3 separate regions of the Homo sapiens genome follow, and regions 1 and 3 are each linked to region 2. A link is a contact called in ENCODE Hi-C data. All regions are on one chromosome and are shown on one strand. The core of a region is the stretch at or near the end of the contact, and the rest is flanking DNA. Distances in the headings are between cores, read along the strand shown.

What was found. Hi-C counts contacts between places; a loop is a spot of excess contacts on that map. Pooled maps may share reads with other maps.
Region 1: a loop to region 2 is called in a map of B cell, with 12 times the contacts of the local background. The contact joins the promoter of FZD7 here to the promoter of TYW5 in region 2. A Hi-C loop is called at or near these places in 2 of 168 maps with a recorded cell type or tissue (B cell and CD8-positive, alpha-beta T cell) and 5 of 50 pooled maps.
Region 3: a pooled map shows a loop between it and region 2 (7-fold over the local background). The contact joins the promoter of SUMO1 here to the promoter of TYW5 in region 2. A Hi-C loop is called at or near these places in 5 of 50 pooled maps.

The regions. Positions count from the first base shown.
Region 1 is chr2:202,032,577-202,035,276 of GRCh38, reverse strand. FZD7 (frizzled class receptor 7) reads right to left here and starts at 1,422. Exons shown (of 1, transcript NM_003507.2): 1 at 1-1,422. The coding sequence starts at 629. RefSeq lists enhancers at 381-500, 1-538 and silencers at 1,101-1,180, 1,291-1,840.
Region 2 is chr2:199,954,090-199,956,789 of GRCh38, reverse strand. It overlaps TYW5 (tRNA-yW synthesizing protein 5), which reads left to right and starts at 1,299. Exons shown (of 8, transcript NM_001039693.3): 1 at 1,299-1,397. The coding sequence starts at 1,320. MAIP1 (matrix AAA peptidase interacting protein 1) reads right to left here and starts at 1,208. Exons shown (of 5, transcript NM_001394955.1): 1 at 542-1,208. The coding sequence starts at 991. RefSeq lists enhancers at 776-875, 896-1,055, 1,226-1,345, 456-1,655.
Region 3 is chr2:202,237,172-202,239,871 of GRCh38, reverse strand. It overlaps SUMO1 (small ubiquitin like modifier 1), which reads left to right and starts at 1,275. Exons shown (of 5, transcript NM_003352.8): 1 at 1,275-1,432. The coding sequence starts at 1,421. It also overlaps the pseudogene STMP1P1. RefSeq lists a silencer at 1,621-1,810.

The DNA of each region.
Region 1 (2,700 bases), core at 173-2,672, 2.1 Mb before region 2:
CATGAGAAGGGGAAGGCGGGACGCCCCCTGCCATCTGAGGCCCCCGGGGGCAGCGCGGTGAAGGGCAGGTCCGGCAGGTAGGGCGCGGTAGGGTAGGCAGTGGGGCCGCCGCCTGGGCCCCCGGAGCCGTCCGACGTGTTCTGGCCCACGCAGATCTCGCCCGCACCGTGCACCGGGAAGTTCTCGCAGCGCAGCCGCTCGGGCCACTGGAAGCCGAACTTGTTCATGAGCGCCTCGCAGCCCTGGCGGGCGCGCTCGCACAGAGAACGACACGGCGGGATGGCCTGATCGAGCACGGTGCACACGGGCGCATACATGGAGCATAAGAAAAAGCGGAGTTCGGGAGAACACTGCACCTTCACCAGCGGGTAGAACTGGTGCACCTCGAGGCCCGCGTCCTCTTGGTTCGTGTGGCCCAGCAGGTTGGGCAGGATGGTCTGGTTGTAGGCGATGTCCGTGCACAGCGGGATGGAGATGGGCTGGCAGAAGCCGTGGTCCGGCACGGAGATGCCCTTCTCTCCGTGGTACGGCTGCGCCCCGGCGCCCGCGGACAGTGCGCCCAGCAGCGCCAGCACCAGGGCACAGAGGCCCAGGGACGAAAGCGGAGCGGCCGCGCCGGGGTCCCGCATCGCCGGCCGCGAGTGCAGCGGTGCTCTCAGCCTGAGGAGTGCGACGAGGCGGTTGGGAGAGGCTTGGATGCGGGGAGGCGCCGCCGCGCCCGACGCATGAGAGTCCTCACGGCGCCGGGGCCGGGCCGTGGGCGGCGTGGAGCAAAGGGCGCTGCCGCCTGGGTGCCCGCGCCGCGAAGGCGCCGCAGACGCCGCCGCCCTGCACTCGCAGGGCCGCCGGGGGCCCAAAACTCGTCAGCCTGGGTTGGGGGCGCCGAGGAGGGCCGCCTCGCTCTCCCCGCGGGGACGTAACGGTGCGGCTCCCTCCGCCGCGAGGAGCAACAAGCGGCTCCGGCACCCTTCAAAGTTTGCCCAAGACTCTGGACCCCCGGCGCACCGCAGCGCGCACGCCCCCCGCGCCTGGTCCGGTCCCCGCTAGGAGAACCCCTGCCGCCGCCGCTCGCTCGCCCCGGCCGCCGCCTCCGCGGTGCTGCCCCGCCTCCTGGCCTCGAGGCTCCGCTCGTCGCCGCCTCCTTCGCCTCCTCCTCCACACCCCGCTCCTTCTTCAGCCCCAAAAGCTCGGCCCCAAGTTTCAGCCAAACGGCCGGCTCTTGCTGAGTCCGATCTCGGCCCCGGAGTCGGGAGCACGGCGAGTTCTTTTTGGAAACCCAGTCACACTGCGTCCGAAACCGCGAGGCGCTCGTGCCCGCGGCCTGGCCCCGGCCCCTCCAGCCCCTCGCAGCCCCAGCAGCGAGTCCTGGCGCCCGCCGCCGCCGCCGCCGCCGCCGCCCGCCGGGAGTGAGCGCCGACTAACGCCTCGGAGTCGCGCTGGTCGCCAGAAGAAGCGTCGGGCTCGCGGGGTTCCGGGCCGGCCCGCCCCCTCCCGTCCCCTCCCGTCCCCTCCCCTCCCCTCCCCTCCCCCCCCATTCACAAACCACTCCGGGGGCGGCCCCAGGCCCCGGCGGCCCAATGGCGGCCTTTGTTTTTTCGGTGGCCGCCTTCGGATTGGGCGGAAGTCGGAAGGGGCGGGCGCGGGAGTGGCGGAGGCGGTGTCCGCGGCGCTCTGGGCGGATTCCTGAGGGGAGGGGCGGGGGACTGGGAGGGAAAAGTTCGGAAAAACTTTTACCCTGAATTCGCTCAGGGACGAAAACGCGCAGAAAGGGAATTTGCTTCAAAGATTTGTTCCTCTTCCTGGTGCACTCAGATGCGCATTCCTGAGCAGGGGCGCCTTCGCCAGCGGCGTTTGAGGGGAGCGAGGACCGCGCAGCGCCCCTTCGGGGAGAGACGTGACCAGGAGTCGCGTTAGGACTGCAAAGGCTGGCTCTGGCGGGGCTTTCGGGTCGCCGGGTCCTCAATGTGGGGTTTGGGACGGGACGAGAAGGGGGTGCGCCTTGCGGATCGCCTCTTTCCCCCCGGACCCAAAGAGTCCACGCGAGGCCACAGTCCCCTCTCCCCTCCCCCGAGTTATAAAAAGGAGGAGGGGCCGCCTCCGAGGAGAAACCCGAGTCGGGCGGAGGGGGCCGAGTGACGGCGGGAGGAAGGACCCCTCGGAGGAAGGGCCCGAAGCAGGGAGAGCGGGGAACCCGGGCTCAGGCCACCCCGCCCGCGCGCACGGCCTGGAGTCTGGGGAACTGGGGTGACTCTAGCGAGGTTTTAAGGAAACGAAGACGGCGTTGGGGAGACTGGTTCTAGAAGTAACCTGAGACCGAGCGCCCAGGAACACTCTGTACGACGCGCCGGGCGTCTCAGTGGCCCCGTGTGCCTTGGTTCTGCGGCGTGTGCCCTTTCGGGATCCCATCTTCGTTGCAGAAGCAACCATTTGATCCTCCATTTAGAATCTGCGTAGGAATGTTTTAATGCGTCTTAGAAACCAGGCTAATTAAAGAGTTTTCAAAACACAAAGCGGGGTTATCCTCGTTCTCGGGTAGCGTTTTCTGATTGGCAAACGTTCTTTTGTTCTCGGTTAAATCTTCGTCTTGAGCCAGGCGCTGGGCGCTCGCGCGCGCTCTCTGGTTACTCCTGCGGGGGTCATAAGTCACCAGGGGGCCTCTCCCCTCTCTCCGGGCTGCCAGGAATATCAGGAATTCCCATG
Region 2 (2,700 bases), core at 50-2,549:
GTATTGGTCGGCTCTGTCTAATAGCTGGCAGGAAGTTCTGCTCTTCTACCCAAGGTGACATTACAGCACTTTGGAAATGTTATCTCAATTATTCTTCAATCTTACCCATTTATTAATGTATTCAGCAAACATTCATGGAGTGCCTACTATGTGCCAGGCATTGTCTTGCCCACTTTGTAAATTTGAAAATTATGTTCAGACAAGATGAGCCATATAGCTTTTTCTTTCTGAGACAGGGCCTGGCTCTGTATCCCAGGCTGGAGTGCAATGGCACGATCACAGCTCACTACAACGTCCAACTCCTGGGTTCAAGCGATCCTCCCCTTCAGCCTCCCAAGTAGCTGAGACTACAGGCGTGTACCACCATTCCCGGCCCAGAAGCTTACTTTAAGTCAAGCAATGGCTGGAAGGCTCTATGTCTGGGCCACTAATCACGTTTGATCACTTGTATCCCAGTGAAGAAAACTCACTGCTAAGCACTTCTGCGAGCAATAGTTGAACTCATTAGAGACGGATAGGTCAATCAGGGAAATAAACAAACCTGCTTCGCTCCCTCGGAGAACTCTGTGATGCTGAACTCTTTGTCGAAATAGGCCCAGATAAGGAAGGCCTTAATTCGAGTCCTAACCCAGTTGATGGGGTTGGAGAATCCCAGGACGATCATCTTGGTTTTCTGGTGCTGCTGGGGCTTCTCCTCCGTGCTGTAGCTGCGCTGAGGGCAGGCAGGGAAAGAAGCGAAGGCTGCGGGGAGTCCCGGGCTGCTGAGCACTGGCCACCGGGAGCCCTGGGCAGGTAGCGCCGAGGCTGCCAAGGCCCTAGCGCTTCGTGGAAATAACGCCGCTCCCAAGCCGAGGCGACAGCGGCAGAAGTAGCAAAGTGTGGCCGACGGCAGCCTCACCTCGGCCACAGCAGGAGTCCGGAGTCGGACGGCCCCGCAGGGCAGCGACCGAGAGTGCAGGAACTGGGGTAGCAAACGAGCGGCCAGCGCCATTTTTATGACCCTTCACACCGGTGCCTGCCGGTGCTGTATGGAAAGGAAGTCGGTGGGAAACCGCCTCAGCGGTGTCGGAGAAAGAGACTGGAGAGCAAAGTGGACCTGTTGCTGCAGCCTCTGGTGAGTCGGCCCCGTCCCCGCTCTCCAGCACGCAGCCCAGGCCGAGGCCCTTCGGCAACCCGCCCCGCGCTCGGACCCAGCCACTCTGGAGTCTGCCGGCCTCGCGGACCTTTTCTCTGTCGCTCGTGTTTCCGGGCGGATGGCGCTGAGGAACGCTTTAGAGCCGAAGTTCCGAAGACCTGGAAGAGGGCAGGCGTGAGCAACCATGGCCGGGCAGCACCTCCCGGTACCCCGGCTGGAGGGCGTTTCTCGGGAGCAGTTCATGCAGCACCTCTACCCACAGGTGAGGCCCTCGCGCGGGGCAGAACCTCGAGAAACCAGCGAGAGACACGTCTTTACCTTTCGGACAGCTGGGAACTGGTTTTTAGAGACCCAGGGTGTGGGAAAGAGGCGCAGGACGGCAGCAGATCACTGGTTGGCCCTTAGACCAAGGGAAAGGTGCACGGGGGACGCCGACTGGCTCCTCTATTGAAATTTCCGGAGAAAGTCCCATGTTTCTGGGGAGCAAGATGATGGCGGAGAGCTGAGTGCGAGAGGTATTTTGCCTAAACTCTTTACTCCGCATCTGTCAGTCTGCTCCGAATTAATGGATTTGAAGGCACAACTTTTCACTCCACTGAGCCAAAAAGGAAAGCAATGGGATTCCCCCGGAAAACTCCTACTCGTCTTGAATTCTAACTTACTTAGGTTCTAGTTCCGACATTGGAGTCTTTTATACCTGTAGTTAGAACCTTAGGTCTTTAAAAGAAAACTCATAGAGAAATATTAGGGAAACAAAAAGTGCTTTTACTTGCAGTGCTTTTCAAGGGAGTCCAGACCTAAGAAAAACAAGGTATTAAAAGGAAAAATCCACAGGATTACAGTAAGTCAGTTTATGGTAGGAAAAATACCCAGCAATTTTCTTACCTGATATTTACATTTATAAGGGTGGTCATAGAATTACAGTTCTGGGGCCGGGCGCGGTGGCTCACGCCTGTAATCCCAGCACTTTGCGAGGCCGAGGCGGACGGATCACCGGAGGTCAGGAGTTCAAGACCAGCCAGTAGAAATCCCATCTCTACTAAAAATACAAAATTAGCCGGGCATGGTGGTGGCCCATACCTGTAATCCCAGCTACTCGGGAGGCTGAGGCAGGAGAATCGCTTGAACCCGGGAGGCGGAGGTTGCAGTGAGCCGAGATCGCGCCACTGCACTCCAGCCTGGGCAACAAGAGCTAAACTCGGTCTCAAACAAACAAACAAAACTACAATTCTGAGTGTTACAAAAGTCGGATGGGCTGGGCGCCGTGGTTCATGCCAGTAATCCTAACATTTTGGGAGGCCCAGGTCGGTGGATCACTTGAGGTCAGGAGTTCAAGACCAGCCTGGCCAATATGGTGAATCCCCGTCTGTACAAAAAATACAAAAATTAGCCGGGCGTGGTGGCGCACGCCTGTATTCCCAGCTACTCTGGAGGCTGAGGTCGGAGGATCTGCTTGAGCCCGGGAGGTCGAGGCTGCAGTGATCCATGATCCTGCCACTGCTCCAGCATGGGCGAGAGGGTGAGACCCTAGCTTAAAAAAAAAAAAGGCGGGGTTGGGGGGATGC
Region 3 (2,700 bases), core at 26-2,525, 2.3 Mb before region 2:
GAGGCCCCATTTTGCTTGCTCTAAAGCCAAAAACACAGGGTCTAGCAAAGAGGAGCCCAGAGGCTGGAGATGAAAACAAAAGCTTTTGGTTCAGATGGTAAAGGAGGCCCTCAAGAGCAGTAGAATCAGTATATCCCGAAGGCAGTGCTGGAGGCATTCTCATGAAGTAGGGGGTTTCTTCTTGGCATCCAAGTCCTTTTTAATTTCTTCAAGTTTTTTAGCCAGGTTTGGTATGTCATAGTTCTGAGCCAGATACATTCCAACCACGTTGCCCAATGTAAATCCAAGCAGGAATTGGAGCATGATGTTGGTGGGGAGGGCGAGGAGGGCGCAAAGGGCTGCTGCAGCTCTGCAGGCCGGTCAGAGCCTGCTTCCCCATGCGAGGGGAGCGGAATCGCCCCCCCCGCCACCTTTTTTTTTTTGAGAGGGAGTTTCACTCTTGTCGCCCAGGCTGCAGTGCAATGGCGCGGATCTCGGCTCACTGCAACCTCCGCCTCCCGGGTTCAAGCGATTCTCCAGCCTCAGCCTCCCTAGTAGCTGGGATTATAGGCGCCAGCCACCACGCCCGGCTAATTTTTGTTATTTTTAGTAGAGACGTGGTTTCACCGTGTTGGCCAGGCTGGTCTCGAACTCCTGATCTCAGGTGATCCGCCCGCCTCGGCCTCCCAAAGTGCTGGGATTATAGGCGTGAGCCACAGCGCCCTGCCAAGAAGAATCATTCTTTAACCTTAACTCAAAGCAACCAATTCAAGGGTTGGAATTACTCACTCCCCATTTAGAACTTTCAGCAGCGGTCTTTAGCATCAGTAGCCGTCAAGATTGTGTTGGGTCGTTGCTTTCTTGTTGTTTTAAATCACGGTCATGTGTTTGGCAAGGGTGCTGGTTAACCGAAAATGTTGGTTCTAGAGCTAGAAGTACTGGCATTCAAATAAACATATTTGGGGGTTGGGGGTTGATGAGCAAGGCTGGGAGGAGACAAAAGAAGTATCTCGGCTCAGTCGTCAGAGACGCGCAAGGTGTAACGGAGAGAGCAATCTAGGTTGTGAGAGTGGCTCCAAACATTGAGACATGGAGCCAGGACCTTTGCTCCTGGGGGATGGCCCTAGTACTGATGCGCAGGACCTGGTCCTTGAAGGAGCTGACAAAACTGCCGTTCACCCGCGCGACCACCGGCAAAGCAGCTCCACAGCCTGCCCCTCCCCTTGGCTGCTCCCCCACCCATTTCCCGCCTTGTCTTTCCTCTCTTCTCTCTCTCCCTCCTCCCTGCGCGAAGCGGAAGTGACGCGAGGCGTAGCGGAAGTTACTGCAGCCGCGGTGTTGTGCTGTGGGGAAGGGAGAAGGATTTGTAAACCCCGGAGCGAGGTTCTGCTTACCCGAGGCCGCTGCTGTGCGGAGACCCCCGGGTGAAGCCACCGTCATCATGTCTGACCAGGTACCGGGCTGGGAGCCATCCAACGGCGGTGGCCAGGGCCTTCCCTGCAGGTCTGCCTGCCGCTAGGCTGGGGTCGGGGATGGAGGCGCGGGGGAGGGGAGCGCGGAATGGGGGAGGGGGCGGCCGGTGGGGACTAGGCAGGCGAGGGAGAGGAGCCGACTACGGCCGGAGGTGCCGGGGCCTGCTGCGGGGCTCCCGGAGCCGCCCGCCCCTCTCCGGGCTCGCTCATCACCCCCGTACCCCACCGCCTTTGGTGGCGGCCTCCCTCATGTCGTCCCACTTCTTTCTCCCGGGTCGACTAGGTGCAGAGCCCCGCTTCCACCTCCCTGGGAGGGTCTCTGGAGAACCCGTCCGTCTCCTTCCAGAGGACTAATCGCAGAAGCAGGGCCCTAGGCCTTAGTTATGTAACGGGAGAGAATCCCTGACTGGGAGGCTCCGTGGCCCTGAGAAGCGGCTGGACTCTCCACTTTTTGCTTCTTCGTCGGGAGGGCGTGGGGCGGCGAGGGAGGGAGACGTCCGATGTTGTTGGGAATCCTGCCTCCGTTCGGATTGGAGCTAGGGCAAGGATGCCGCTGCTCTCCTCTGAGTCTTTTTCCGTGTGGGGGTGCAGAGCTGTCGCCTCTTTACTGTACTTTCCCGTTTCTTACTCGGGATTGGTTCATCCTAGCTCTCCAGTTGTAAGAGAGCATTCATAATAACCAAGAAAGAAAATAGAACTAAACTGCTAGAGCAACAAAAAGCATCTCACCTGGGCATTAACCTGAGGAAGTCTCATATTTTTGAGGAAAAGCATAGGAAAACTTTGTGTATGTAGAGTCGTTGCAGAATATTTGCAGAAAGTTGCCTGGTAAGGCAAAGTGCTCCAGCTCACTGTTAGTATCAATAATTTACTTGGGATTTGCACTTAATCAGGAGTGATCGATTTCCCCTTTTCTTCCTCATCCTGTTCTAATTAAACAACTTTATGGCTAGTTTTTAATTCATAAAGTTTTTGTCTGGTCTTTTGTTTGCTCAGACGACTTTGACTTTTTTTTTTTTTTGAGACGGAGTCTCGCTGTGTCGCCAGGCTGGAGTGCAGTGGTGCGATCTCCACTCACTGCACCCTCCCGCCTCCTGGGTTCAAGCAATTTTCGGGCCTCAGCCTCCCGAGTAGCTGGGATTACAGGCACTCACCACCAGGCACTCACCACCACACCTAGCTAATTTTTGTATTTTTAGTAGAGACGGGGTTTCACCATATTGGCCAGGCTGGTCTCGATCTCCTTACC